Linked DNA regions of Mus musculus: all the other regions are linked to region 4. The links are chromatin loops, found by intact Hi-C in ENCODE. Cell type or tissue: left cerebral cortex. All regions are shown on one strand.

Region 1 (8,000 bases), 89 kb before region 4:
ACTTAAAATGACTAAAGGAGTTTTAAGTATCCTTTGTGGGAAACAGGTATGCTTGAAGACAAGCAAAATCTAATGGTACTAACAGGCAAGAAATTGCCTGGCCCTGTGATCTGGCCTACAGTTCTCACAGGGGACCATTCCAGCCAAAAGAGAGGTGTGATAATCAGTACACAAACTAGTTTACTTTTCTCCAAACATGAAGTCTGCATATGGTGCCCTGAAAGACTCTGTAGTCCTAATGTTGAAAACGTGAGATGCCACATGTGGCTAATGTTCATAATCTCAGCACTTAGAAAGCTGAGTAAGAAGGACTGCTGGGCTGCTGAGAATTCAAGGTCATTTGGGATACATGGTAAGGCCAAGACCAGACCAGCTTACAAGGCAAGTCCTTTCTGTCTTGGTGGGATTAGTTATAAGAATGCCAAGTGTTAAACTAAACATTTAACTTTTACATAAAGAAATTTCTTTACTAGTTCCCTCAAACTTTAAAACCAAACCTGACAGAAGTATGAAAGTCACTGATAAGTATAATTTCTCTCCACAAGAGAGGCATTGAATCCTTAATATTCCCTAAGAACTCACTGTAAAACTTACTTTAATATTCACACAGCTCTGGTCCTTATCTGCCAGAGGGCTCCCATACCAGGCTGGATCCCCTGACAGGGAAGCATCCTAGGACCTGAGGGCTGCCAGAGGGAACTTGGTAAAAGCAAAGAAAACATGTACCACCCTGGTCTGGATCAGGGTATGTCTGACTCATGACCTCTGCCTTTCTTCACATACATACACACATACACACACACACACACACACACACACACACACACTTTCCTCTCATCCTTTCAGAGGCCACAGTGCTTCTGCTTAACTTGTCTACTGTTCGTAGTCACTCAGGCATGGTTCAACTCCTTTGGGGCTGTGGTGGGTTCTAGCTAAAACCAGAATGGTAACAAAAATTGTGTTTGAGGCACTTGCAGAGAAATCTTTGAAAGTTATCTCTGGGGAGGAGGGGGTCTCCATCTCAAAATATTTTAGCATAAGGCTGATATCTGGCCTATTCAGTTATACAGATCAAGTTGTAATGTCAAGGCCAGAAGTAGCCTGGGCTGACTCACTGCTGAGCTCAGAGATGTCAGAACACTGCCTGCTGAACCAGCTCTTGACAATCCCTATTCTTCATGGAAATTTTTTCTTGACTGTTCATGATCAGGATCAGAGCATGAAAGGAGATCCAGTGGATAAATGTTTTGCCCTCAAGAAAGAAAATGTAAGATAAGATTGTTTTACTCAACTACAAATTATTAAAAGAAAAGAATGTTAATACTTTGAAGAGATGTTTTTGTCAAATATACTGTTGCCTTCAAGCAGCTCTAAGAAAACACAAGACATAAGTTTCCAACGGAGGAGAGGTAAGGCCCACCACACCACCATCTCCTCTCCTCACAGATAGAAACTCAGTTCACAGCACTGTGGCTCTGTTGGTGACGCCTATGTGATTTACTTCAAACTGGGAATGAACTATGGGGGTTCTACCATGGCCCTCAGATTCAGGTGGATTCCCACAGCCGTATAAAGCCTACATGAATGACATCACTCAGTTACAAGAATGGGTAGGCAGTGTAAGTCAGTATTGTTTTGATACCTCCCCACAGAAGAGACACTTTCCAATCTAAAACTCAACTCTGAGCACACACCAGAGTCTGTAACTAAACAGGAAGCCATAAACAGTTGTAGGGATAAAATGTTTATACATACTATGTCAAGAAGTGTCTCTGTTCTTCCTTGCTTGCCTAAGGCACTTTCTGATTGGTTAAATGACAATGCCTATGGCCTATAGCAAAAGGCAGACTAGAAGGTAGGACACTGACTGAGAAGGAATTCTGGAAGAGAGTCAGGCACAAGAAGATTCACCACCAAGCCACAGAGGAAGTTGGAAGTATGAAACGGAGAGGGTATCGGCAGCATTGCAGACCTTTTAATAGAATAAATGGGTTAATATAAAAGATAGTTGAGGATTAAGCCTAAGATAAGGCCAAAACCATTGTTAAAAAAAAATAAGTCTCCCTGGCATTATTCAGACCAAGGATAGGCACAGAAAAGCCCAAATGGTTACGTTTAGTCTCTGGGGTTTATATTAAAAGGGATATCTGGGAGACAGGAGGAATTACAGAAAGAACTCTCAACTTTCTGTGGCCTACAAACTGGGGAAAGACAGGCTGTAGAGGAAAGAAGCTATTGCTTCTTTCACATAGAGATTGCACATAGAGATTTGCACATAGAGATCGTGGTAAAGATGCCTCCCCTTCTTCTAGGTACTGCCTCAACAGGAAGCCTGTACTTAAGATAACCAGGTCTCTCTTTGTCCAATGGCAAAGGTGATCATGACGGGTAATAAAAACAAATGAACAGACCACAACAACAAAGTACTAAAAATGGAGAGCAAGACAGTGAAGTAGCTTAATGGATAAGGAAGCTTGCCATCAAATCTGAAGATCTGATGAGTTCAATCCCTGGGACTTCCATGGTAGAAAGAACAGATGCCCATGGGCTGTCTTCGGCCCACACATACATGTTGTGGCACATGTACACCCCATTCTGTATGTGCATGCACACATAAAATGTGGAAAAAAATTAATCAGGCTACTTCTCCCTAAATCCCAAGGCCCCTTGGCTATGAAAATCAACTCCTATTAATAAATATGGATATCTAAAACATAGCTTATCTGTATTTTTGCAATCTTTCATGCTTAATGCAAATGTTTCCTAAGAACGATGTGTTGAAGCTGAGACAGAAGCTCACAGAAGAGCTGTCACTCACTGAAGAGATTTGTTCTGCTTGGCATAGCCCTGGAGGGCAGAGTCAGAGCCAAGGGGAGGAAGTCGGAGAAATGTAAAATTTCGATTCTATTTAAGGAAGCACTTTCTAACAATCTGTATTCTCCAAAAATGGAATTGGCCCTTTCTAGCAGTGTAAGTGTTCCAGCAGGGCTAGATGGCGGTCTGTCAGTGACAGGGGAGCCGGCCCAGCACCAGGGTGAAGATGTGCTGGTTTGCTCTGTAACTAGGGTTGTGAAACAAGAGGAACTGATCGCACTCAGGGAAATCTGAATACACTGGGCAAAGATAAGGCTGGAGCTCCAACCGAGGCCTTATCTTTCCTTCTAAGAAAGTCAACTGCAGCCCTTGAGGGCTTGGGGGCTCACTTATTCTACCTCCAAGTCCTGTGCATTTTGTGGTTTATAGACTTCTCAAGATTTTTTTTTTAAGGCAAAATATATCAACAATGCTCAACATTACTACAGAGGGCGTGTTAAGAGGAGGCTAGAAAATCAAATATTCTCAGAACAACACTGAAGCACCAGCCCATTCAACATCTTCTTTATTTATCATACTTAACTAAGAGTCCTAAGAATAGGACAGCAGCATTTCTTTCCAGTGACTGTCTCAAGCAAGGAAAAAAAATACACAAGGGAGAGAGTTCAGTGGAAAAAGACTTAGAATGCTAATAACCAATGGAATTTTTCCAGCAGCCTCAGCGTCTACATTAGCCACACACATTCTGAAAAAAACCAACCATAGCACAAAACACCTCCCGATGACTGAAGGCTTCACCCACTGAAGAGTGCGCACTGATCTTTATAGACTCTACAAGGAAGAAGATGGGGACTGTGCAACACCCACCACATTCAGTGTGATTTTGTTTTCAGTTTCCCCATATTTCCTTCACCCTGCCCCCTCCAATGAAACTAATCCTCTTTCAGTAACACACAAAGAAAGCCTATAGACACTTAGCCCAGGTGAGGATACTGGCTCACTTCCATGACAAACCTCAAGTGGCAAGCTGCCATTGTTGCCTATAAACAACTTTATACTTACCTGAGGAGGCAACAATTGTAAACTGTCAGCTCAGTTCAGCTGTCCTTCCACAGAGCCCTCCCGATTCTATTCGTAGATAATCTGAAGCAGTAACCACGCTTGGTGAGCACGCTGTGCACATTCAGGTGTGGTTGCCCATCACTGTGGTATGACCCTGTCTGACCAGGTACTATGGACTAATGTGGTTTGAATGTATCTCCTTACCGTGTGCTGAATTAAATCCCCTACAGAGGATGTAAGAAAGAAGAAACTGGTTCCTATCACAGTGGTTAGAGGTGGGGCCTTTGGGTGATAGAAACTGCATAAATACTGGTGTTTACAGAGGGAACAGTATCAGAAAACACACACAGTCAATTCTCTATCTCCCCTAGTCTCTTGCCAGATTGTACTTACACCACACTGAAAATTTGCCAAGAGGGCAATACAAACACAGCCACTTGACTTTGGACCATGAGTGTAAGCCAAATTAAGCCTTATTCTTTATAAAGTAACCTAACCTCAAGCAGCTTGTTACAGTGACAAGAAAGGAACTAATATACCAGAGGAAGAAAAGAGGCACAGCTGTGAAGAACGAGATAACCAAACAGGGCTGATGGAGGGGTCCATTTGAGAGGCTTCTGATGTCATGTTGCTAATCACCACAACTACACATTAACTGCCTGAAACTGTGGAATAAAATATCCTATCAACTAAGACGAGGGGAAAGCGCCTTCTCCTTCTGTGTGCACAGAGGCCAATGCACGGGAGTTTGTAAGATAAAAGGCTGGCACACTGACAGGAAAAACTACTGAACTTGTCATGATTCTAAGTCAGGGTCCTCTACAAAGAGACAGACAACTGTGTAGGGGTCCATAGCACACAGAAGAGTTGATTTACCCAAGATCCCAAACTGTATAACTTATCCAGAAAATGATAAGGAGAGTCTTTATCTTGATCTCAATATAAAACACAAGGAAGAGGCTATCAACATTAACACTTGGCCCCAAAACACACACACACTACATACACATACACACACACCCCATACACATGCACACACACACGCACGCACACAGGCACATACAGATACACACACGCTGAAGCAACAGTGCTATCCCGAGTGTTCCTGTGGGTATGGACACTCACCTAGTGTGTCCTTGAGGTTCTTCACCAGGGAGCCCTTCTTCAGGCTGTTCTTACGCTCCACATAGTTGGAAGGCACGTAGCCTGTCCTGTTGGCAGCATTCCTCACCCGCCACCACGTCTTGGAGTCATCTAGCAGCCACAACCGCTCGTTCTTCCTGATGTCGAGCTCCTGGTCCTGCTGGGCAGTGTAGTCCCACTTGGCTATGACAATGACTTCTTCTGTCATCTTTCATGGAGTCCTTCTGCCAGCAAAACATTTAAAGATGCTCATTAGCTACCTGAACACCTCTCCTCTGACAGATCTGAAAAATTGTCAACGACAGCTCCTAGGACCACAACTGCCACCAGTGTCCTTCCAGCCCCTTGAAGCACTTGCCCTTAGAATGACCTACCCGTCAGCTCTAATGCTGCTGAGAAACAACATTTTGTAATCAAAGCCTGCAGCCCCTCTCAGTGCATTAAACACACTGCACGTTTTACTGAAGCTAGATGCAAACTTGGGGGGAAAAACACTCAAAATAATAATCTCATATTTAAAGTGCTCATTTGACAAGTGACACTGGCCCCTTATAGCTGACACGCTTACACTCCTATTCTCAGCATATGCTGAGAATTTTGAAGATATTTAGTAAATATAACACATTCAAACTACTGCTTTAAACTCAGATTCACTTAATGTACTACTAATGCCAATGTGGTATCCTGAGACGGAGAGTAAAATATACAAAGAAAATTTGTGAAAACACTGTTGAGATGTAAACAAAGCCTAAACAACAGCAATGTACCCATGTTAATTAGTTTTGACAATTCAATATCATATTTCAACACTGGAGAAATTAGCTAAGGGCTAATTTTCTGCACAAATAACTATACAACTTTCCTATAAATGTAAGATTACTCTCGAAAACAAAGCAACACTTAGATATTTACCACTTTATTCATAATTCCCCAAACTGGGAAATAAACAAAGATAGCCTTCAGTAGGTGACCTGATAAACCAACTGTCAGTGGATTACTTAAGTGCTAGGCAAAGAGCACGAGGAAACGCAGATGCTTCCTAGAATTGAAGGCAGACAGCGAGGTGGATTTGGACATAGGGTCTCCTTTGAGCAAACTTTACTGAAGTCCCTGGGACCCTGCTCTCTATTGCTTTTGTGTCCATCTCTGGATCACCCAGTGTTAGCAAGAACCATCCAGCCCTGACACCTGAGCAGGTTCCTAGACTCCCACCATGCTGCATGTGACGGTTGGTCACCTGGTCTCCTTCAGCAAGCTTCCTGTTAGATGAGCTCATTCAGGACCCTCCACAGCATATTCCTCCTCCCCTCTGGCTGTAAACTCCCACTTATCTCCACACGGGGAGCTGAACTGTCTTCCTGACTGTAGAACTCTGTTGTAGGAACCCCTGAACAGTCTGCCTTGCTGTCTCCTAACTAGTTCTTATTAAAACAAACAGTAGAAATCCGATGACGTCAATCTGGGATGTACTAGATAGGAAAGAAAACAATACACAGAGGTACCACCTACCTCAGCAACTGTACCCTTCTCAGGTAGAAAATGCACAAGTGTTCTTGCAGCAGAAAAGTCATAGTCAGCCCCTCTACTGACTGGACACACCCTTCAGTTATTGAGGAGTAATGACAGGATACGTGACCCAAACCCCTCTCTCCTCTTGACAGAGTTCCCCTGATTTTACCTCATGAGTTCAGAGTCACAGGAAACCTATGCACCTGACCCATGGAGGCATGAATGACACATTCTACCATATTCAGGCACATAAAAATAATATGTATCTTCTCACTTATGAATTACCATATTAGATAAAAAAATCATTTGGGAAAATGAAAATTCTTGTAAAGTGTATACATAATGCACATAATATGCAAGAGGGTAGAGTTTACTCAAAGTTCTTCTCAAAGCTGGAGACAGATAGCTAACTACCTGCTGTCAGAGGACCCCCCCCCCTCCCCCCAGTCCATAGCTTGTAGCACACACATCTGATTTCTCTATCAGATTAGACCCGAAACGCATCAAAGTGAGCATCTCCTTTAAAGTCAAGGACAAGAACAATAGTAATAAAAAAGAGGTTCAGAGGGGATTCCATTTAAATACCAGGTCTGCTGCCGAATTATATAATTTCCAAAATGATTTTAAATAGGAGCAGATCATCATGTAAATCAGTTGATATCCAGCCAACCAACGCTCTCTACTGAATTTCCTTCTGCATCAACAGTCGTTATGAGAGGACTTGGATGCGTTTATTTCAGTGCATGCTGAAAGCATAAGGCTTATAAAAACACAGCTTCCTGCTAAGCCACAGAACAGGGTGTTGGAGAGGCCAGAAATGTGCAGCAGTTGCTAAGGGATGCAGCAGGCACCAAGTGCAGGTAGCCAAGAAAAAGCCACATGCACTGCCGGAAGCCAAACTAGAGGCAGAGGGGCCAGATGTCCCAGATGCGGGATACGGAGGTGCAAGACTTGGTGTTTTTCTGGCTAGGATTCAGTCTTGTTTTAGTGGGATCTTTCCTTGTTATGCTCTAAGATTTGTCTCAAGTCTTGGAAAAGACTTTGAACTTCTAACACTGTTGAGATAAGAGTATGAAGTCTTTCAAAGTTAGAATAATGCATTTTGCATTAAGAGGTGGCCACAAGCCTCTGGGGACAGGGGTAAAATGGTACAGTCCAAGTGTTGTGTTTGGGTGCCTTGTGGTGTTCAAATTGTCAACCTAACTGGACTAGAAAACCTTCAGGGCATTAATGAGGCACAAGGATGTAGTGGGTAATTTTATGAGGGTGTTTCCAGAGAGGTTTAGTTGAGGGAAGATCTATTTTAAACATGGGTGGCACCAATCCATGGGTTAGCATCCTGAACTAAATACAGAAGGAAAAAAAAATGGTGAAAGGCAGCTGAGCCCCAGTATTCCCTGCCTTCCTTCCTGGTCAGGCCACAAACCAAGCTGCTTCCAGTGCCCTTCCTTCCCCGCCACGGTGAACTATCT
Region 2 (8,000 bases), 99 kb before region 4:
CACAGCCTGAACCACACCCCCAGAATCCTACATCCATCCTTGTGATATAAGCTGACTTTAGCATTTTTCTCTTTTTAAACTTTGGTTTCGGCTGATTTTGTCACATCAATTGAGAGTCCAGAGAAAATAAAACAGCCTTCCCTCATCTTCGTTCCCTGCCCCCACCTTCTTTAAACTACCAAACCACTGGTGCCTATTTGTCAAAGTGCTGTCTGTGCACAAGCAACTGGAAAACAACACTTAAGAGTTGGGGCCTCCTGAGTTTGGGTGTGGGAGAGACAGGAGGTGGCAAACAGACGGTCCGTAAACCATGCTCATGGGCTCCATGAACCACCGAGGTGGTGCACGTTGTTTTCTGAGCGTACAAGGTCTTAGGTTTCACTGCCCAGAGTTCTCATGAGCAATCTATGACAGATGGTATTTACAGCCAGGAGGCTTTCCTCACAAAGCAGCCTGTGTTCTGCAAGCTATCTGACTTGGTGGAGAGTAGTCAAACTGCATTGTATTGTGGCCACTATCTTAGAAAGTATCAAAGAAACCCCAATCATGACTTAGGGAGCAGGACAGGGAATTGAACACAAACCAATTTTAGGCAAAGTCAAAATGGGCCCAGGCACAATTGTGGTCAGTTGCTTTGGTCCTACAGATACCCAACTACACCAGTAACGCTTTTCAGATGTTGACAGGGTGGTGGAAGTGGGATCTGAAAGGCCACCTCGGCCATAACATAACCACCGAAGGTGGGAGGAAGACAAGGTATTGCCCAGTGTAGTATCCTGATATCTATCTATTCACCACTCCATCAGTGTGGGCTTAAGAGAATGATATTCGGGCAGAGTCATGTCTTCCCACATCTGTTCACCCCTGCATGAATGATCTCCTGGACAACAGGCTGCAGGAGACTTCAGGGACATTCTATCAGACTATAGCTGCTCTCAATAACCATCAAAGCACTGAGCTAGGGTCAGCTATGACTACAATGTACATTTCTATAAACAGCCTTTCTTCTGTCTTTTCATGAAAGATTTCTGCTTATTTGCTCTTCAGAGCAGCCTGAAGCCAAACAGAAAGAATGTCTCTCTGGCCCTTAGGACATTACACACCAGTGCAGAAGAGTCATTCGTGAAGACTCAAAGAACAGATGCCAACAACAACTTTTGCCACTAATTAGATCTGTAACCTACATCGAATTTAACCAAAATTTTTATTTATGCTAAAATGTTTATTCTGTTATGACCAGAGGCTATTAATGTGTGGGCATCTCCTCCATTAGAGTTAGGCCCCATTATTAAAGTCAACTAAAAATTCTGAGAAGCTTTTAATACTAAATGTCACCATGGTGGCAAGTACCATAAAAGGGAAGGTCCCTGTGAGTGTGTAGCTTTTAAGTCTGAAGGAAGCAGAGGGGCCCACCAAGATAAGGACCAGGACTGTCCTTGGCAGAAACTATAGGTTATCTGGAGTCACGAGCAGATGGGCTTTGAGATGCTGCAAAATATGGAAGTCTGGGTTCAGCACAGAGAGCAGGAACAGGGGACACAAATCAAAGGAGGGAGGGGTGCATGAGCAGGAGGCTCCAGAAGCCATTAGAAACCACAGAGACGGAGAGCAGACAAGGGAGAGGCAGAGTTCTCCTCAAAGGCTGGCAGAACAACATAGGGCAAAGCAAAAGGCTTGACAACTGGACCTTCCCACCTCAGTGTTGTGCTGGTAGGGAATCCTCTTTACCTGGCCCCGGGGAACTATCAGTAGGAACTTAAAGGAATTCTGAATTCTAAACTGCTTTAGAGGCAAGGCACTAACAGCAACACGTTCCCTGCTTCTTCTTGGATAACAAGCATCCCATTTCAGCCCAAGTCTCCAGTCACTATCATTTATGCTCTATAGAGGGGAGAGTATGTATCCTCTGATAGCTAGAATGTGTAAATCCAAGGAGACTGAGAGTGGGGCAGGAAACTTAGGCAGAAACTTTTCCTCCACATTAACTCCAGCTTTGAAAAAAAATGAAAATCAATGTCTTCTCCAATGCTGAGTTGATCCCCCAAATTCTACATGTATGTCCTGGGCATGTACATGGGTGTACTGGCTAGTTTTGTGTCAACTTGACACAGCTGGAGTTATCACAGAGAAAGGAGCTTCAGTTGAGGAAATGCCTCCATGAGATCCAACTTTAAGGCATTTTCTCAATTAGTGATCAAGGGGAAAAGACCCTTGTGGGTGGGACCATCTCTGGGCTGGTAGTCTTGGGTTCTATAAGAAAGCAGACTGAGCAAGCCAGGGGAAGCAAGCCAGTAAAGAACATCCCTCCATGGCCTCTGCATCAGCTCCTGCTTCCTGACCTGCTTGAGTTCCAGTCCTGACTTCCTTTAGTGATGAACAGCGATTTGGAAATGTAAGCTGAATAAACCCTTTCCTCCCCAACTTGCTTCTTGGTCATGATGTTTGTGCAGGAATAGAAACCCTGACTAAGACAATGGGCAATGCCATTGTCCAAGGAATAAGTACAATGTGGGCTTTTCTCTTTACAGAAGTGAGGGCTTACCCCCAAGTCTGCTGAACTCCTAATGTCAGGATCATTAGAACACTGCAGTGGAGCACCCTGGGAGGAAGCCATCTTGTATGTATTTCTTCCCTGCAGGTTTTCAGTGATCCATCAAAAACAAATACACGCTCAATTAGTGAATTCCACTGTTCTATCTCACCATGATCATTGCATACAATGTCAGCCCTTCTAAACCAGTGCTGGTGACTGCTAGGAGCCTTTGTCCTACAGCTCTTTTTCCTTCCCACCCTTTGAGAAAGCTCAGAATCTTACAGTGTGCCTGTGAGGGTGGGAAGGTGCAGCCAATAAGGGGTTGCACTAATTCCTGACTCGGTTCCTCTTTCTTCTGAAACTAATGGGGATTTCTTTGTAGGCGTGCGTGCCTTATGAAGAATTACTCTACCGAGTGCCATATAAAACTCCCAAGTTCAGAGCTGAATGGTAAGGCTAGGAAGAAAGGGTGTATTTGTGAGCTGGGTGAGAGCTGTCAGTGCTTGTCTTCTTTGTGCCCAGGCAGTCCCTCTTCCACTGGGAAGATCCAGTTCTGAACTTGAATGTCCACTCCCAGCACATATGTTCTTTTCTTAGCAGGCTGGTAAGTAATGTGACTAAACATTTAAACATTGGAGGAAAAATGATTTAGAGAGATTAAAAAAAAAAAAAAAGCAAAAGTCAAACTAACACAGATGCCAATGAAAATACCTTAATTTCTCATTACAATTCTTGATGAAAATACATATTCAGTATCTCTCAACACATGTACCCAATCCAAGAGCATGAATATTTTGAGTATGTAAAATATGCGTTAAAATGTAGCACAGATTACACGTGACATTCTCCATTATGACTAGAGGTGCCAAACCACCAGCAAAACACCTTCGCTATCTAAGACTGTACTCAGTCAACAAAAATTAAACATTATAAATTAAAATAACTAAATGGTCATGGGGAAGACACAGACGAACGCCATTCCTGCAGGACTGCCCCAGTCACACTTGGGATTCAGTTCTCACGCTGCCTAGCTCTTGGTCTTGGGAACTCTACAGAACCTCGTTTGTTCTTTTTGTCATCATCTACAGCAGCTATGCATGGTGAGGATGGCAGGGCTAGGTGGGTTAAGTAGTTGGGTAAAGCCCTGGGTGTAGTGAGTGACTGGCACACAGCAAGAACCCAGTGGCAGTTGCCTAGGGGCTTGCTGTAAACAAGGATTTTGATCAGTTAATGCTAGACTTAGAGGTGAATTAACTGGAAAAACAGGACTTTCTCAACTGAGCTGCATGGATTTGTCTTCTACAAACACACTCAGGGACAGATGTCACTTTCCTCCTGGCCTCAGGGTCAGAAGTGGCTTAAGTATCAGTGTTCAGGAATAATAAGATAGGCTGCTCAGCCTACAGAACAAAAGGTTTTAGTGTTGGGAGGATAAAGGCACCATTCCCAAGGCAAGGGTAGCTGGACAGACTACTTGCAATTCTGGGTGAAGCACATAGAGGTAATCTATGCCCAGTCCTCCAGAGCCCTGGGCTCCTGCCCCTAAGCCCTCGGCGGCTGATGGTCCACAGTCAACTCTGCAAGCTGCAACACAGGGACTTCTCCCCTGGCTTCGTCTAAGCTTCAACTTTCATAGCAAAGGAAACAAAAGGCAAAAAATTGAGCAAATTGCCTGCAAACAGCCATTTACTCATGCAAGAGTCCTTGAGGAAACACAGTTGGTACGGCCTCAAAAATTGGTAAAAACTGCCCTGCAAATTCGATTCCAAAGCTGGGAAACACCACCACCACCACCACCACCACCACCACCACCACCACCCGAGTGCATTTGGAAAACCTGTGAATTCTGAAGCAGCAGAGGAGCAACAGCAGCCTGGAGGCCAGTGGTTCTCAACCTTCCTAGTGCTGTGGTCCTTTAGCTCTTCATGTTGTGGTGACCCCATCATAAAATTACCGTTGTGAGTCATAATGTAAATATATGACATGCAGGACGGTCTTAGGTGAACCCCATGAAAAGGTTGCTTGATTTCCTGCCCCCAAGGGGACACAGCCCGCAAGCTGAGAACCACTTCTCTAGGCAAAAGGTGACACATGTGTGCACCTTGGCTGATGGTAGCATAGGGCCTAGCATCACCTATACTGTACTTAATGGCCTCTCTGTGTATTAAGCAGGAGCCTTTGGATGCCCACTTAACCCTCTCCACAGCACCAACAGTGAACACAAGGCCAGGGCCAGAGGAAAGCAACAACCAGTAGGGACTCAGAGCAGTATGGGGAGTTCAGCAGTCCGTACAGCCGCATGGTGCCAGGTAGCAATGCCCTAAGGAGCCTCAGCCACCGAGGTAAACATCAGTAGAGAAAAGGACCATTTTCAGACACATGGATAGAAGCTAACAAAGATGCAGGCCATATGGGGAAACACAATCAGAAACATGTAAGACAGATTTACATATTCCTAGGCATTTTCAGTTCATGTCCCTCTGTTCCATGGCTTGATTTAATTCTTTAGCTCAGGGGGGGAGTTCTTTAGAAAGTTGCCACATGGTAAGATGTAAGAAGCAATCAACACGTCAGTTATCCAGAAAAACAGTCCATCTTAGGGTCCCCAGGGCCAAGTCCCAGGATCTGCCACGGTCACCATGTCTGTTCCCATCCCTTATGTAAGACAGCAGGCTATTTGCATAGAACAGAATCTAAACACATCCTCCCATATAGTGAAGACAAGAACAATCCATTATAATGCAAGTGCTATGTAGATGATATACTATATTGTATGGCCTAAAGACAAGAACAGAGACCTATACACACTCATATAAACACAGTAATATTCCTGATTATTTTCAACTTGCTTCTGTTTGGTAGAATCTTTGGTGTGGAACCTATAAACAGAGACAGGGACTCACAGTAATGAATCTGACCTTCTGTCCTCCATGAAGACACAAGGGGCTACGGCAGCCTAGTGGGCGGAGCAACACGGATTTCATGCACTCTACTGCTAGCTCCACACCTGCTTCTCCAGGATTTCTTAGCTATACCCCTCCCACATCTCATGGTCTCTCCTAGATTTTGTCCTATTAACTTAAAAAAAAAATCTTTCTCTATTTCCTAATTATCCTCCCACTGATCTGTTATAAGCTGTTTTATATTTTTGGTTCTAAATACTTGGAAATGCATGTGATACAAAAACAAATATGAATTATATGAATTATTCTGAGTGTCTGGCAGCACAACAGTATAGAAGTTTCCATAGTATTCCAGCAGCAATCCATGTGGCAGCCTGTTTCTACTGTGAACAATCTGGGGAGACAGAGTTGTAATGGATTCTAAATAAGAATGCTTTTGCGTTTAACTCATACGTGCACAAGGGTAGATAGTAATGACACCACAGAGTGGGTGAAGTCATGACAGACTTCTAGAGAAGTCTGGACATCTGAGACAGAATTGAGGTCCTGCTTCTTTAATGTTAAAATTTTCCAGGGGTGTGTTGGGCTGTGTCCTGATCTTTAATGAAGTAGTTCCACAGAGTGACTTGGCTAGGAATCATGTTCTAAGGCAAGATGGCAAGCAGACTTCAGTCAGTACAGAAAAGCCCAGGACTTCTACAGCAAATGCACTGCCACAAATCAATATCTCCCTTAACAGGATAAAAACCTCAAGCACTCCAAAGAACCAAGAAGTAAAGGGCCTGTCAGAAAACTTAAATGCCCTGGCGAATATCAGGCACCCTGCAGAGACAGCCCATGTGCTTTGCACCAACTCCATTGAGAGCAGCAAGGAGCCATCCAAGCAACTTAACTGAAATGCATACAAAGGGTAAATCGAAACAACAGCCAGGGAGCAACCAAGTCACCAATATGAACAGTCCACAGGAATCAACTAGACAGCTCACTCCTTTCTCCCTGGGGTCCCCTAAGAGACTGGAGAACGGCAGAGAGTGCAGGCAGGCTTCAGTGGGTTTGAATTTCAACCTCATGACTTACTGTGTGTGTGTTCTTCAGCACAACAGTAACTTCCAAGACTCAATATTCTTCTGAAAAATGAGGTACTCACTTCTCTTTTATGGGTGAGGCAAAGATTAAATAAGTGAAGCCCTTGCTGATCATTCTCTGAAAAGCCACATGAGGTCAGGTGGGGACCTGGGTTTTCTGCTGTGGGAGCTTTCTGCTGGGCTTCAGAGCGACCGACAGCACAATGCCCAACTGTAGAAGGAGTCCACACCTGTGTATCAGCTCCTGCATGCTATTGTAAAGTTCTCTAGCCCCTTTCTGCCAGGGAGTGAAGCCGTGACAGCTTTTAACTAACAGGATGTGGTATTTTGTTACCCCTCCCTGGCATTAGTCTATTGGTGTTAACTATTCAGTTAGCTGCAATCAAAGATAGGAGGAGCAGCTGCCCCTTAAGCACTCACAAAGCTCAGGAGTTCTGCGTTCAGCAGGCCAAAGCCACATCCAGAAAAGACAAAAGCAAACCCTGAAGAGGACTGGATACTGAAGGTTAGCCATCAAAAAAAGAAAATGATGGAAAGGCTGGCTTGAGGTACTTACTATGCACCTCAGAAATATCAGGTCTCTGCTGTAGTCACCAAATAAAAATGATTTAAATGGCTCTAAAACCCGAAATTCACAGAAACAAAGCAACTATGTTCCATGGCTTAGCCTCCAGACCTATGTATAACAGCAGACTCTGGGAATAAGCACCAGTATACATGAGGAGGTCAGAGGAGGGCAGCGGGCATCTTGCTCTACCATGTTCTGCCTTGCTCTCTTCAGACAGGACCTCTCACTTAACCTGGAGCTGGGTTAGTGGCCAACAAGCTCCGGCTCCACCCTACCCCACTCCCACCCCACCAGTGTTAGGGGCGCACATATACATCCAAACACACTTGACATTTTCCACAGGCTTGGGGAGTCAAACTCAGGTCTTAATGCAAGTGTTCTGACCAGGTAGGCCATTTCCCCTCCTCTATTTTGAAACAGAGCCTCATGCAGCTCAAACTGGCTTCAAACTCGGCTATGGTTCCAAGGCAGACCTCGAACTTCTTCTGATCTTCCTGCCAGGATTGCAGGTATGTGTCACCACGTTCCAGCTAATACATTTTCTTTTCCTTACAAAGGAACCAGTCTGAGGTACTTTACTCTGGCAGCAACAAAAATGTAAGCCGTGAGCTCTCTATACTTAACAGTCATGCAGGAGTGTCCCCACCTGTCATTTCCACCAAACACACCCACTCCCTCTCTACTCAACTCATACAGGTCTCCTCTCCAGGCCACTTTTATTTATTTACTTTTATTTTTATTTTTTCCTGTCTCTCCATTTCTCTTTGTCCTTCTGCTGGTCTTTTGGGTTCAGAATCCCCAAGTAATCAATGACTGATGCTTCTGTGTTCCACGTTGAGCCGCAAGGTCTGGAAAGCACCACTGTAAATTTCACTGTAAATGAGCTTCTCCATTCTCACTACTGAGCTCAG
Region 3 (8,000 bases), 84 kb after region 4:
ATAGGTAGAGCTGCCGTGCTACCATGAAGGGAACAGACAAAAAGGGTGGTTATGGCCTTGCTGGGGTGGCAAAGAGTCCAAGGCCTGAGGAGGAGGCTGAAGGTCCTTCCAAGAGAGAGAAAAGAAACTCTGTGCTAGGAAGCTAAGTTTGGTGGAGATTTTTAGCATGTAGTGATTAATAAGATCTGGTTTCAAATACCTGGAGGTGGAGTTATTCATGACAAATTGGCCTGGGGTATTTATAACCAAAGGAATTACCAGTGGAGAATAGATGACAGGAAGTGAGGGAATGGGGGCATTTTGACTTCAGTTATATTTGCAGAGAGGGGATAGCAGTATTAGTCAGATAATAGAAAGATAGATAGAACACACACACACACACACACACACACACACACACACACACACACTCGTCCACCCACAACCCATAGATAGCTACATACCCTGGATCCTCCCAGAAGGGAAGACAGGCTGATTACAAACGCTAGTGCTGGGAGAGAGGATGCTATGCTTCTGCTGAGTTGGCATAAAGTGCAAGTGGAAGGGATCTGGGTTCAGCACACACAACTTAAACTTCTTGCCATTTTCTTTCCTAGTGTGTTCTTCCCTTTCCCAATACCCAGCGAAGGCTAGCTCAGTGGAAGCTGCTGAGTCCTCTACCCTGGTACTCATCAGGAGAGCATCTCTAGGCTTAGTTTGCTCGGTGATGTGTCCAGTTATGGTCCATACTTCCCAGGGAGATGATAACCCATTTTGCCTCTGCTGCACCTTTCTCCATACCCTAATCCTGATCTCACAGGAAGGTTTCAGTTGCAGTGGAATTTCCTGTCTGGGTACCCTTTTCTGTGCACTCCATTAGACCGCAAAGAAATGAACTTATAATCAAAGCTACTGTTGGAGTGATCTATACCAGATGTTTATACCTTAACTCATCTCTGAGGTTGCTTTCAGGGGCTTCATCTCCTTAAAAGACAAAGAGAAAGAGAGACAGAGATCCGTAGCTGGAAGCATTTCTCTTCTCTTTTGCAGAAACTGCCAAGTCCACACAGTGATCCGATCATGATGCTCTACCTAAGAAGAAACGGGTAGAGCTTGTTGATTTAAGGCAGAGCTCGTGTGGCATTCAACTAGTGCCCAAGCTGTGCTATGTCCTCCTTGTCCAGAAAGATGAGCTGAAAGAGATGAAGCCATCCTAAGGATCTAGCAAGATGAAATTATATGGACAATATTGATCTCTAAGTAAGGGCAGTGGAGGGTGGGCTGTGGAAGCAAAAAGTCAGGAAAATGAACCTTTCTGCTGCCCATCCCACACTGCCTTTGACCTAAAGCTCTGGCCTCCACTTCTTGTTCCCTTTCTCTGCTCCCTGTGTGGATGAACTGTGAGCTCTGCCTCCTAACTGCCAGGCTGCCATATAATTTAACCCTTGCTGGACTCTATCCCCCTGGCCCTGTAAGCAAAAACAAACTCTTCTTTGCTCTGTAAAATTTTCTCAGGATTTCTTTTTATTACAACGATGCAAAAGATGTTCTTTTACTCTCCATCTGGATGACAGTGTGCTCTGGTGAGCCCTGCACACTCAGTTTGGCCTAAAACTGGTTTCCACTGAAACAGAAGGAAGCCTTGCTTTGTCCTTTTCCACTGCAGAGATCTTTTATTATCATCTATCTACCCATAGTGTTAGAGGGTGAGTTGATGATAGCAACATTTGCAAGTACTCAGTCCATTGGAAGCAGGAGCTGGGCACACATTAGTTCTTCATTCTCTGTGCTCTTTTCTGTATGAGTGGAATGCCCAGGGTGAATTCATACTCAGAACATTTCCCTGAAGGCTGGCTGTATCTGAACCCTTAGTAGTCTTAGAACATGCAGTTAGCTGAATTCTCAGGACCTGTTGAACTGGAGCAGGCTCTACGGAAACCAAGGCAGGCCTGATTACTAGCAGGTCCTCTATTCTTTTCCCTAATTCCTTTGACATGAAGACTGCCCTCCCCATGAAATTGGCTGTGATGTGTGGTCCCAGTGGCCCTCTCATTTTTCAATAACCTGGAACCTTTAGCTTTTTCTGGGTTAACCACAATAGGTCTAAGCACCTACCCACTAAACTTGGGAGACGTTGGTTGAATTCAGTCCAATTTAGATTTGGGACAAGACAGTGTGCTCTTCCTCCCCGGAATTTGCCCTCGAGGGAGCCTGGGCAAATTGTCAAGGACGGATGTCTCCCTTCCTGTGTTCCTTTCACTCCCCCATCCTGAGAACATTCTCTCTCCTCCCCCTCATGGCTCAGCATCTCCCTCTGCCTCTCAGGAACTGGTCATCTCCTACCTGCTCTTGGCACCCTAGCCTGAGACTCTCTCCATTTGCCTCTTCAAACTCCACAGGCTCAGAGCTCACCCCTATATGGTCTTGCCCACATTAATGGAAACCGAGGTTGCAAAGCTGAGGCCAGAGCCCAGCCTCCAAACTTTGGCTCAGTGGTTCCCCTGATAATTTGTAGTTCACTCTCAGGATCTCAGGGAAGTCCGTTTCCTGTGTTGCCCATGCTGCATCTGTTCTTCTGATACCCTAAACTGAGCCAGACACGAGCATCCTGACTTAGTTTCCCTTTTTGCCCTCATTCATGGACACCTGCTTGAACTTCACTGGGGACATAGCATTCCCTATAGCATAGCTACTCAGTGGAATGATAAACAGAGACGGAAAACAATCTTGCAGGGATCCTTGATGCCACCAGGATCACTGCTCTATTGGTTGAACAAATCTGTGTGGTATGCAAAGTACTTTGTCCTTCCTGTTTCATAATTCCAAATCACCAGAGACTCTTTTTAATTTGTTAGTAAGGAGTTCAGCTTGCTGGCTGTTCGGCTTCTCTAATAACATATATTTCTTGCTTGTTCTTTCTCTTTCTCTCTTTCTCTCTTTCTCTCTTTCTCCCTTCCTTCCTTCCTTCTTCCTTCCTTCCTTCCTTCCTTCCTTCCTTCCTTCTTTCTTTCTTTCTTTCTTTCTTTCTTTCTTTCTTTCTTTCTTTCTTTCTTTCTTTCTTTCTTTCTTTCTTTCTTCCTCCCTTGGAAGCAGGCATGTGCTAGAAAATGGAAAAGAAGTGATACAGAAGCATCTTCCAGACTCCCTTTGCCTTCCAGGAACTGATTATCTACAGAGGGAGACCAGGCGGGAAGCCTGGCATCTGTCACAGAGAGCAATGGGGTCATCTTCTCAGCGCCTTGCAGTCTCTAGGCACATTCATGCCTCTCACTTACTACCCGTGACATCTTGTGAACGAGGAAGTCAAGACTTTGATGTGGATTTAAAGTAAGAGAAATAGAAAGCTCTTGATGAAAAAAAAAAAAGAAAGAAAGAAAAAAAGAAAAGAAAAGAAAAAGGCTCTCCAGTGCCTCTTAGAAACAGTTAGAATTTTACTTTCTGAACAGGTTCTCTCTGCCCCCACAAATACCGGCTAAGGTACAGTTTCACAGCGATGCTGTCTGGGGTCAAGTATGTTTGCTGACATGGGCAGCTAAGTATACTAAAAGCCTAATGGGCTTATAGCTTTCAAATTAGACTAGACCAGCACTTTGTGGTGATGCCAGCATAGAAGAGAGCCAAGATGGAAGGAGCTGAGTGATCTGGGAAGAGAGAGAGGAAGCTAGGGGTCCTTTGCTCGGATTCTCTGGGGGGTATCAGAGGATGTGGAATGGGGGGGGGCTTGGAAGCCCTGTAGTGGGGTTGCTTCTGTCATGGCCTCATGGGTAGTACAGCCTGCATGTGCAAGCCTTGTGGGTTGAGTGATGATCTCTTGCAAATGAAAGCTGTCGGAATCAAGGCATAGGCAGGGCAGGGCAGGGCAGGGCAGGGGTTGATCCTCTTGCTTCTCTTACTTAAATGAGAAGTTTCTTTTCTGCCCATTGATCTGTGAAGTTCTTGTCATTTAGCATGGAGAAGTGAGTTTTCCCTGGTTACTGATGGGAGACGGCAGAGAGCTAGTTTGAATGGGGGTCATGCCTAATGAATCCAGACTGAAACTAAGCAGTGACTTCAGAAGCCCTCACCACAAACCGGAAAAGAGAAGGGGGAGGGCTCAAGGAGCAGTGCTGTGTGTTCCAGATTGGAAGCACTGACTCAGAAGGAAGCTGAGTCAATACTGTTTGGGATTTTATTTGTTTTTCTCTTTAAAAAATGTGTTGTTTTATGCCTTGTTGTTGACATTATTTGTCTGAATTGAACATCTGCTGTGTGCTAGTCTCTGTTACCCACTCAGGTTTTCTCACACTAAGTCTTTTGCATTTGGGCACAGCTGTCTTAAATGGTTGCCTGGCTCTTATCCCCTCCATCCCCTCTTGCTTTAACTCAGCTCATGAGGTAAAGGACATGGGATTTACCTCCAATGTAAAGCTTGCTCCAGGTCCTCGTGCGTGAGCAGACAGGATTTATCTTTTGATACCTGAGGATCCATAACCGGGGTGGCTTGTCCCTAACTTTAGGTTCAACTGCTACCTAACAAGTGTCAATCTTCTGCCTCTTGGCTTATGTAAGAGGCAAAAGCGTGGCAGCCCCTGAGGCAGAACAGCTTTATCTGCAACACAGAAATCTTAGAGAAGAGTTTTCTGACCAGCCTCTGCTCGCTGGGGTCACAGAAATGTCAGTCTCCAAAGTCATTAATCCTTTGCGAGCAGCAGCCATGTGGACAGAGACTACAATAGAGCTCTCTCTCCCTGGAGTCAGGATGTTTGGAAACTGCAATTTGATTGTCACTGGATAAATCACCACTGTACTGTGTAGGGGATAAATAGAGACCAGAAGGAAAGTGTTGTGTCCAGGGTGCCTAACAGTGCCGTTGCCAGCATTACCCTTGCAGTGAGTAGCTAGCCCACAGCTATGAGGGGAAATGAGGACTTTTTTTTTTTTTAAAGAAATATATATATATATATTCTCATAACCAAAACCACAGGTACCTGAACCTGGCATCTGAAGGAAAGTCCCCCTTGAACACTCAGAGCTGTGAATTCACTAGTGAGAATTTCCTCCCAGTTCGAAACGACCACGTGGACGGTTCAGATGGCTCTGCTCGGAAACACGCTGAATGTTTACATGGGGCCATCCTTTTTCAGCTGCTTCGTGATGAAGGGTTGTGGATGGTCATTGTTCCCTTTGTTCCCTCAGCTTGGAAAACAGAAAACATAACATCCAAGAGACACAGCTTCTACAGCCCTCACACACAGTCAGGGAGCCAGGGGTGGAGTTGGGAGGTGGGTGGGGTGGATGGGGGCGACAGAGAGGATCTGTTATTGGTTGTTTGATACTCTGTGACCTTCAGACTATAGCCTTTCTTTCCAGTTTGGCTTGGAGGGAAGAAAAAAGTCCTCCTGGCTGTATGAAGCACATGGTGTAACTGAACACCATGCTCTCACAGGGTCTGCATTTTTGTAAAAATGGGTCGAGGTTGTAAATTCCAGTTTCTGAAGGTTGATAAAAAGTCCTTTAGAGATTCTGTGTCAGATAGCTAAAGCCTTTCTCTCTCAGATGATTGAGCTCAGGTAGAGGGAATACAGGCTTGCCCCGTCTGCATTCCAGCTAATATCAGCCTACAGGTATGGCAGCAATCCTACAATATAACTCAGGATCTGGGCTTCCTATTGCCTAGGACTTCCTGCGGTCTCTTCTATGTTCAGCTACATAGACACTATTGTGGACCAGTGGCCCATGTTACCAAATGCCACCAAGCTATGGATGGGTGTGGCCTAGGAGAATGGACTCTGCACGGTCTGGGTGTGTGGTAGACTGTTATACTCAGGCCTGGGGGGACGGGGGGTTGGTAATCTAGGGAGCTCACACAGTGATGAGACAAATATTGAGATTTCAGGTTGGTGTCACTATGCCTCATGCCCTTCCTTACCATTGACATTGAAAGTCAACTCCTTACTAATGAATCTATCTCCCATTATGCCAGGACCCTGTAAGGATCATTGACTAAAGGATTTAGCATGGAGCCTGATCAGTGGCTTGCCTTTTTCACCTAGTTCAGTCTTGTGTTTGGTAAATTTTTGTTTTTCACACTTTCTTTGTGCCTCCTTCAGTCTGCAAATTTTCAGTGTGCCCTATCACTCCAGCCAGTCTCCCCACCTCAAAAACCCACCTAAAATCATTTTATAAGTTACCTTACATTGGAATTATGTTCACCTGTTCAGTAGTCTCTCTAGCCATGAGGAACAAATTCGAAGATGCTGCCCTCCAGTGCATTCTGAGACCACACATAGAATTGAACCCGATATATACTATATGCCTTTCTATGCATGTATACCTGTGATAAATCTTACTTGATAAATTATGAGCAGTAAGATATTAACATCAATAGTAATGAATTATAACAGTATAATAAAAATGACACGAATGGGACCCTTCTCTCATTTTTATTATATACTATACATTTCATTCATGACTGACCACACGGGAACTGAAACCACAGAAATTTGAACAACAGACAAAGAGAAACTTGTATATCGTCTATTTTCTCCCAAACCACACAATAAACTCTGTAGTATCAGGATTGATATAATTTAATCCTTCTTCATAGTTATGGCTGAGTATTGATTGTTCTTTACAAATAATAGGTACTTAAAGGAATTTTATTCCTCAATTTGATCCACACTGACACCCAAGGAGCAGGTGATGATGCCTACTTTCAATGAGAATGAAGTGGTAAAGCTGTGTGCTCTTGTTACGTTACACTAGCAAACGGGACAGGAGGGTCCTGGCTCTCATCCTACCCCCAAGGCCTCACTCTGGGCTAAGACAATCATTGGTAAGCTTACGGGTTGTCTAAGAAAGTTTGCAAAGCCCTTCACTAGCAGTAACATCCTGCTAATGTCACAGTTCAATATCCTTATCCATAGGTTTGAACCTACAGATTAAGCCAAGTCCAGAATGAAAAGAACTGAAAGAAACCCACATCTCTACCAGACAGTTTGATTTTCCTGACTCCCCAAGTAAGACAGCGGCATGTCTACTAATTACACAGAATTCACATGCGATTACATGTCACGGTGCTACAGCTTACAGGAGAATGAGAGCAGGTCACATATAAACACCACACTATTTGGTACAGGGGACTTGCACACCCGTGAACTGAGTGTCTGAGGAGGATTCTAGAGTAAACCCTCAGCATCTGCTTCTTGCTTGACACGCTCTAGTGGGTCCTGTGCCTGGCAGGCCTCATTTGTCAGCTGGTTACAGATGGGCTGCACGCCAACCAGGGAACGAACAATGTGCCTATTGTTGCCTGTCTCCTGGACACTGTACTCTTATTTGATACAGCCAAACAGCACCCTGGCTTTCTTTGGCATCTATGACCCATTTTTTTAAAAGTCAAAATAAACATATGGTTATTTAAATCCCTAATGCTCTTTCTAGAGAAAAAGCGATGTTCTTTTCCTGGTTTCATTAACATACATTGTTTTTTAAATTTAATAATTTTTCTAGATCACTTTTTCCAGCTCTTACTAATATTTTAATTAAAAAGAATGTTATTTTTGTATGTGAAATCCTAAGCTTTTGAATATTTTTCAATATTATATTCCTCACATGATATTTTAGGTTCACAAAAGGGTTGATTTTTAAAATGTCATTTATAAGAACACTGTAGTGGGCTGGTGGCTCAGTGGTTAAGAGCACCGACTGCTCTTCCGAAGGTCCCGAGTTCAAATCCCAGCAACCTCATGGTGGCTCACAACCATCTGTAACAAAATCTGATGCCTTCTTCTGGAGTATCTGAGGACAGCTACAGTGTACTTACATATAATAAATAAATAAATCTTTTAAAAAATAAGAACAATGTATTTTTTTATAAGTCTGAGTGTGATTTTTGAACTATACATGTACCCATGTTCTGTTCATCCAGTTGCCACTCTCTCCTCTGTGCAATGTTCCAACTCCATCCACACACTTGTATTTCAGAAAACCCGGGAGAGTTGAACAAAGGAACTGCCAGTGCTTGGGGGATGTTGACGAGA
Region 4 (8,000 bases):
AGACAATAAAAATGTGGCACATATACGGCAGGATGCTATTCAGCTATAAAGAAAAATGAAGTCACAAAATTTGCAGACCAGATTTCCAGATTACAGATCTTCAACCTACAATTAAATTCTGAGTAAATGTGTACCTTCTTTAAAAAAAAAAAAAAACCAAATACAGACAGTAGAAAGGGAGTACTAATCAATAACTACTTCCTAGCAACGCAACCAAAGCTTTGGCCAGAGCTATCACAACAGGCTGACATGGGCAGCCTCATCTATTGAAAAACTCCAACACTCCAGCTAGGCACACACCTGCAATGCCAGCATTCCAGAGGCTTCAGCAGAAGGATCAAGTTTGAGGACAGCGTACAGTAAGGAAACGTCTCAGAAGAACAAAACCATTCCCACCACAGATCTCTGGGCTGGGGTTTGTTTAGCTCCACAAAGGGCAGTCACCATGCAGGTGCGCAAAATGGATTATGTAAGATTACCTTCAGGCTGTGGAAAGGGGGACATAAAGGAATTTTGTGGGTTTTGTTTTTAGGTTTCACTGCAGAACTACAAATGACTTGCCGTGCAAGAGAATTTACCAAATAAAGGCCACCAGATCACATTCCCTCACTGTCTCAAAAGTCTTAGAGACCAATGTTGTGGTGTGGTCGTTGTGACTCTGAGCAGAGCCTAAGATTCTGATTTCATCACCAACCTCAATGACACAGGTCAGAAATCAACAAGGTGCTAAGAAATGTGTTGTCACACATGAACTATGGATCAAATGCTATGATCAACACCTTCCAGCCTATACCAGGGTAAGAAATAATGAAGACAACTAGGAAGAAGGTCACAGATGTCCAAAGGAAACCACCAAGAAAGATCTGTTGGATGTCCCAGGACACAGTTATTGCCTCTTAGTTGAGAAGGAAGATGGTGAAATACAGGAGAAAAATGGCCCTTCAAAAAGATGATGAAATTTAAGACAGCCATATAATCTGGGAAAGGGACCTTTGGCTACTCACAAGTACTAGTCAGAGATGGAAATACCAGTGTGACCCTAGCGTGGTACTGCTATGTCGATCTAAAGAACAGTTTTCACTGTCATGGCCTGGAGGACTGAGAATTTCAGGTGGAAGTGAACTCCAGGGGAAAGAAAGGGCGGGAAGTGGGGTGGGAACTGGGGTGCCGAGGACATGATTCTCTTACCATCATGTTCTCTGTGCTTTGTGCAAAGTGAATTGCTGAAAATTAAAAGTCTTTTTAAAAATTACACTACTCTGATTGCCTAAAGAAATGCATTGCGGGGCGTGGTGTTGCACGGCTTTAATCCCAGCACTCGGGAGGCAGAGGCAGGCGGATTTCTGAGTTCGAGGCCAGCCTGGTCTACAAAGTGAGTTCCAGGACAGCCAGGGCTACACAGAGAAACCCTGTCTCGAAAAAACAAACAAACAAACAAACAAACAAAAAAAAAACAAAAAACACCATGGCTGCATACCTCTGATAGCTTGTTTTAAAAGGCTGCCTAACTTACACAGAACAGCACACAAATGGCATCATTGTTTTTTCACATATGTCCTTTGAAAACACCTTGAGAAATGTTTCTATCACTCATTTTTTTAGGAAAGAGAAACAATTCCAAAGCAACATTTGAAGTCCCTCTGGATGGGAAAATGAATTTCCTAAGTCTCTATGGGAAGCTTCCCGGTCCTTTTGTAAGAAATGTTAGCTTACAAGTTTCCCCAACCACTGTTCCCTACACTGCTCTGCACTTGCAACAAGCAGTCTTGAATTCTTCAGTCATTAAGGCTCATTATGAACATCAGAAAATCATTTCCACGAGCCTCATCAGCCCCAGTGCACACTGCAAGCCAGTCAGTTAGAAGCATGTGTGCCCTACAAAGCAACCAAGCCCAGTCTTGCCAGGGCAAATTAAGCTAATGCAAATGATCAAATAAAGGACTACAGGTCACTATGCAATCAGTGACTATCGGGCTGTTTTCAAGGGGTCATTCGGTCTGCTCCAACAAGGAAAGCTCTGGAGAGATTTAGCAAGGATGAGAGCACATTTCTCAAACACCTGGGTGCTGCTGTTTGTCAGCAATGTTCAGTACCCCAATGTTCAAGACAGAGGTCAGGAATAAGCCCGGATCAAAGAGAAAGGGAGGAAGAAGACTGAAGCAAGGACCCATGGGGAAAGCAAAACTGAAAGCCTGGAAATGGACTGAAGAGCCTACAAGGAGTTGGAAACCACCTTTTATAAGTTCGACCCATTTTAAAGGGGGTCAGTCGTCTCTCCATCGGTGGGCAAATCGCCTATCAAGTGTCCAGAGCTCACATAGCAACTTCCAACCCTGAAACTGGGGCTCTGTTCAAGCACGTGTAAGAAACTGAGAGCAAGACAGGCAGTAAGCTGTAAGTCAAAGCTTTACAGCTGCACAAAGTTCTCATTTCAGCTTCAGGTCACTGGGACCTTTACGTTCTTCAATCAAAACTACGCTAACCTACCAGGAGGTGAGAAAGTTTAAGGGAGGATTGTCACTTGTGGTCACTTAGGAAAGACCCGAAGGTGTAAAACCTTATCTGTCTAAAGTGCACTTTCTCCATTGTGTTCACTGGCTGCCTTCGCTACATAAACCAGGCACATGCACGAGAAAGTCCGGTTTCTACCTCTGTATCTATAAACACTTGGAAAGTGAATGGAGGGAGTGCCCACAGCACAGTTGAGATGTTCTGATAAAGTAGTGACCTTTAGACTAGAAAAACCACAGTTGCTAACTATACCAAAAAAAAAAAAAAAAAAAAAAACCCAGGCTGGAAACACACCCAAAATTATTCTCATTCCTCCTCAAAATCTCTGCAGAAAAGCCTGTATTGGGAGAGGAGCAGAGAAGTCTCCAGGGGAGGATACCAGCAAGCCACGCCCACTGGCCAACGGGCTGTTTCTTTTTGGGTCAACCAAGGAGCAGGCCTGTGCACCTCCAGCCCAAACTCGGACCTGTTCATCCCACACACAGACGCAAACTTGGCAAGACTGGCCTTAAACCTGTTAGCAAAATAAGGAGAGCCAAATAAGGAGGAAGCGGCCAACCTGAATGGGTTAGGGTGGCAGGGCCCACTCCACTTGGCACCCAGCTGTGTCCCCAAGCTGTTCACAATACTACTGTAAGTCACCTCTGCTATCCATTAACCACCACCCGCGCACACCTTCCGGGAGGATCGCTGTTGTGTATAAATAACAGCGTTTTGCAAATCAAACCTCTCCACACAATGCCAAGCTAACAGCGCTCAAAAGGGAGGTGCCACCGGGGCATTAAAAGTCACACATCAAATTCTTGCAGAACCACTTGCTTAAATCGCCCTGAATAAATAAACTGAGGGGGCAGAGCAACCGGGAAAAACTTTGGTTGAGGAGGTTTAAGTCTTGGAAATGCGGGACCGGGCGCAGGGACTGGAAGGAACCAGGCACAAAAGCGCCCTGCGCCGAGGCAAGGACCTCCTTTATGGAACGTGACAGCAGCTTTGTGCCGGATCACGAATAGTTCTAAATACTGGAAGTTCTCCCCGGCCATCGCAGCCTCCCGCTTCCTAGCGCTGTGGCCCTCAGATCCCAGGCTATTCTTCCCAGGCACGCGCGCCCGGCGACCTGGCCACTGTTCGGTCCCACGCCCGCCCACAGGCCAGGGCTGCTAGTGTTCCCGAGGGCTTTGGGTCCTTGGTCCCCGGAGTCCGCCCGCGGAGGGCGCCCCACCCCCACGCCAGCCCCAGGCAGAGGGAGGCGAGGGCTCGCAGGAAGGTGTGTGTATCCGAGGTGCGGGTGCCCGGGGACGCCAGGCCGCGGCGGGGCTGAGGGCACCGGCCGGGTACGCAGGGGTACGCGCTCCCTGGCCCTCCCCGGGCGGCCGCGGCCCGCTCGCCCCTCTCTTCCAACTCCACGGACCGGCCCAAGTTTGCAGCCCCCGCCATCGCCTTACCTCGCCGCACAGTGCACGCCGAGGCCGGAGGGCAGCAGCGCGAGTCCCGGGGCGGCGGCCGCGCTGCGCCCGCCCAGATGCCGCTCTTTGTCTGCACCGCTCCCTCCTCCCGCCACCAAGCGGACGCAATTGGACCCGGCGGACCCCGCCGGCCCGGGAGCCCCGAGCCTGCCTGCCGCCGAGCCCTCCTCACCACCACCGTCGCCGCCGCCGCCCGCTCGGCCGCGCGCACCGGCCTGCGATCCGCGGCGGCGACCCTCCCGCGCAGCGCCCGCCTCCGCGCGCTCCCCGCCCGCGCTCCTCCCTGGCTGCCGTGACGCCGCCCAGGGGCCGGCCCAGCCCGGCGCACGCGGGGCGGGGGACCCACCTGGGAGTCCCAGCCAGGCCTCGGGAAAGCGCCGCCTGGGGGCTTCAAGCCGTAACCCGCTCTAGATTGGAGCTGGGGGCACCCGGGAGGGGCTGCTAGGGATAAGGAGGTGCCACTTGCAGCCCACGAGACCGGGTGGTCTCCGCACCCGGCTGTGCGTCGGGAGCCTTACAGCGACCTCCCTACCCCGCCCCCCAAGCATTCCCACGGCACTCTCAGCCAAACAGGCCTGGTGTCTGTCAGAAAAGTGACTTACATAAAAATGTCACTTCCTCCCAGTAATTGCTTGTGGGCATTTTCTTTATTTATTTGCCTTGCATTTATTTACTTTCCCATCCAGACACTTTTTTACTCCATCCCCCCCACCCCCAACCTCCAGGCGGGACCACTTCCTAGTGGGGGAGGAGAGGAAACCCGACCTCAGCTGCCTCCGCAGCGTCCTGGCCAGTTTATTAGAGCCCAGGAATTCTTTAGTACAGGAGGCTGAGAAAGCTTTAGAAGGAAACCTTGCTCTCCCAGACTTGAGTAGTAGCTAACCTATAAGCAAACTTGGAAAGCTAGAACCCTGGATCGAAGAGAAGGACTGGATCCAGAGGTTTCTTCTCCAAGCTCCTTCGCTCCTTATACCCCAAAGGAACCCCTGATATTCAAATAAATTCCGCTTTCAGGTCGGACGACTCACATTTATGTTAATGAGATTCAACCCTAGCCCTTGTTTCCTCCTTATTAAGGCAGAAACAATTCACCCTACGTAACAAAAAAAGAAAAAGAAAGAAAGAAAAGTTGCCTGCCTTCTTATAGGAAGTTCCCAGGCATAAGTAACGTGAGGAAGCTTGGCTATAGTCCTCGCAGCCATTGACCGTAGGCTCCTGAACTGTGTCACCTTACACAGGTGTTTCACAACTTCCTCGGCTTTATCACATGAGATGTTTACCTGCCTTCTATGTTAAGTACCTGGCACGTAGCCTGACACGAGGGCACTAGGAGGCATCCTGTACAAAATCAGCACACCCAACAGTCTCTTCCAGTCGGAGATGCTAGCTTCATCCGTTCTTTGTTACAGACCTCATCTTTGTTACTATCTAGCTTTACAACAATGAAGGCAGAACTCTAACCAATAGTTTAGCCCTACTTAAAATTAGTTTATGCTAAATAAGTAAGACGATATGGACACAGTTTTTAAGCTTTTGCTTTGAAAAGTGGCCTCAGACTCCTCTCACTGATTCTGTATAAGATCTCCAGGGAGATTTGAACAAGAAGGACTCCCCTTGGCTCATATATTTGCAGGCCAGTTAGTAAACTATTTAGATTAGGAGGGTATGTCCTTGTTGGAGGAGATGAGTCACTGGGAGTAAGCTTTGAACTTAGCCAGCACCTGTGTGTCTGGGTGTCTGTGTGCTTGCTGCACAGTGGATCAGAGTATAGCTCTCAGCTACTTCCCTAGCAACATGCCTGGCTGCTACCAAGCTTCCCACCGTGATGACAGTGGACCAAGCCACTGGAATTGTAAGCAAGCCCCCAATTAAATCCATAGATGATAGATCAGTGTGTGTGTGTGTGTGTGTGTGTGTGTGTGTGTGTGTGTGAGAGAGAGAGAGAGAGAGAGAGAGAGAGAGAGAGAGAGGTGTCTTAGGTTTTTTTTCCACATTTTTTTTATTACGTATTTTCCTCAATTACATTTCCAATGCTATCCCAAAAGTCCCCCATACCCTCCCCGCCACTCCCCTACCCACCCATTCCCACTTTTTGGCCCTGGCGTTCCCCTGTACTGGGGCATATAAAGTTTGCGTGTCCAATGGGCCTCTCTTTCCAGTGATGGCCTACTAGGCCATCTTTTGATACATATGCAGCTAGGTGTCTTAGTTTAGTTTGGGTGTTATTGCTGTGAGGAGACACCATAACCAAGGCAACTCTTATAAGGGCAAATACTTCATTGGGGCTGGAGTACCATTTCAGAAGTTCGGTCCATTGTCATCATGGTCTGAAGCAGGGCAGCATGCAGGCAGATATGGTGCTGGGGGAGCCAAGAGTTCTACATCTTGATCGGAAGGAAGCCAGAAGGAGACTGGGCAGAGCTTGAGCACTAGGAGACCTGAAGCCTGCCCCCACAGTGATGTACTTCCTATTCCAACAAGGCCACACCACCTAATAGTGCCACTCCTTGTAGGCCAATCATTCAAACACATGAGTCTGTGGGGCCAAATCTATTTCAACCACCACAAGACAGATTAGTTAGACACAGCTATCGATGATATATATATATATATATATAGAGAGAGAGAGAGAGAGAGAGAGAGAGAGAAAGAGAGAGATGAATTGCCTTGCCATGGTTTCTCTTCACAGCAATAGAATACAAACTAAGACAGTTTATGAAGACTAAATGTTGATATCGGGTATCCTATCTGATTGCTCTCACTGGACCCCACAGCGCACTATTTGGCTACTGTAGCTAATCAGACTGCTGGAGAGAATCCTGTCTCCACGTCCTGATGGTTGCACACCTACCAGGCATTTATGTGGGTACTGGGAATCCAAACTCTGCTCCTCGTGTTTACATGTCAAGAACTTTATCATTGAACCATCTCCCTAGCCCCTGCAAGATGAAAGGTCATTTTTTATATGCCCACTCCTGGTTAAACTATAGTCTTAAAGTCAGTTTATCTTTACTGCTTGAATGAAGGCTAGTCTACTCTGCTAGATCACTTGATCTCCTTCCCAAGCCAGCTCTTCATCCCATAGCCTCCAGCTTAGCCTTGACCAACGGTTCTCAACCTTCCTAATGCTGGGCCCCTTCAATACAGTGTTATGGATGTGCCCCCAGTCAGTCCCAGCACCATGATGTGGTAACCCCCAACCACTAAATTATTTTCACTTCTACTTCGCAACTGTAGTTTTCCTACTGTTATGATTCACAATGCAAATATCTGATATCCAGGATGGTCTTAACTGACCACTGGTCTAAAATCTACCTCAACTCCCAGAAGAAACTACAGTACATCTTAACCTCTTCTTGGCCCATCTCCCAGCCTCCCACCATCCTAGAAATAAAGCACCCTAGCCCCACAATTCCATCCAGTCAAAACATGACTCATGTGGTTCATCGTTCTTACACATTTAACTGTGCTTCCCCTTCCTTTTCCACTACAGGATCTTGATATTTATGTTATGCCCCAGCAATTCTAATGCCTATTTCACATCTTCAAAAGCTGAAAGAGTAAAAAAAAACTGGGGCAGAGCTGTGTGTGCCTGCCTCCCAGCTCCTCTTCTTCCATTCCGACCACCTTCGAGTTAGTGTTGCGTGCTTTCTCATATTCATACTGGGTGTCGGTGTCATCTTAACCTTGTTAAAAACTGCTTTCTGACGGGCGTGGTGGCGCACGCCTTTACCCCAGCACTCGGGAGGCAGAGGCAGGTGGATTTCTGAGTTCGAGGCCAGCCTGGTCTACAAAGTGAGTTCCAGGACAGCCAGGGATATACAGAGAAACCCTGTCTCGAAAAAACAAAAAAACAAACAAACAAAAAAACAAACAAAACAAAAACTGCTTTCTGCTGTCCTTTCTCCTTGCCCACTACAGTCTCATCAAAGAGCTTCCTGTCCCCTTGCATCAGAAGACTAGAGCATTTGTTCCTAGGAAGGCTGAGAAATTAGCTGAGTCCTGGGGCTACCTTAACAAATTAGA

The links. Hi-C counts contacts between places; a loop is a spot of excess contacts. Peaks named below come from ENCODE experiments on the same cell type or tissue, not always from the same donor. Only the 100,000 strongest peaks of a DNase experiment are listed, where the experiment ranks them.
Region 1: a loop joins it to region 4, with 2.1 times the contacts of the local background. A loop is called at or near these places in 9 of 42 quality-filtered maps.
Region 2: a loop joins it to region 4, with 3 times the contacts of the local background. A loop is called at or near these places in 11 of 42 quality-filtered maps.
Region 3: a loop joins it to region 4, with 2.0 times the contacts of the local background. A loop is called at or near these places in 6 of 42 quality-filtered maps.

The regions. Positions count from the first base shown.
Region 1 is chr1:43,530,795-43,538,794 of GRCm38, reverse strand. It overlaps Nck2 (non-catalytic region of tyrosine kinase adaptor protein 2), which reads right to left. Exons shown (of 5, transcript NM_010879.3): 3 at 5,002-5,243. The coding sequence starts at 5,227. Among named protein-coding and RNA genes, the nearest start is that of Nck2, 89 kb to the right of the region's middle. In left cerebral cortex, a CTCF peak has its summit at 6,335; DNase peaks (open chromatin) are centred at 2,942, 3,554, 7,286 and 7,863; H3K27ac peaks cover 1,074 bases.
Region 2 is chr1:43,541,323-43,549,322 of GRCm38, reverse strand. All of the region lies in intron 3 of Nck2 (non-catalytic region of tyrosine kinase adaptor protein 2), which reads right to left. Among named protein-coding and RNA genes, the nearest start is that of Nck2, 100 kb to the right of the region's middle. In left cerebral cortex, no CTCF peak of the experiment used is centred here; a DNase peak (open chromatin) is centred at 3,530.
Region 3 is chr1:43,357,593-43,365,592 of GRCm38, reverse strand. No RefSeq gene overlaps it. Among named protein-coding and RNA genes, the nearest start is that of Nck2, 84 kb to the left of the region's middle. In left cerebral cortex, no CTCF peak of the experiment used is centred here; a DNase peak (open chromatin) is centred at 7,221.
Region 4 is chr1:43,441,981-43,449,980 of GRCm38, reverse strand. It overlaps Nck2 (non-catalytic region of tyrosine kinase adaptor protein 2), which reads right to left and starts at 4,230. Exons shown (of 5, transcript NM_010879.3): 1 at 3,954-4,230. In left cerebral cortex, a CTCF peak has its summit at 4,367; DNase peaks (open chromatin) are centred at 3,060, 3,565, 3,709 and 4,358; H3K4me3 peaks cover 3,172 bases; H3K27ac peaks cover 1,960 bases.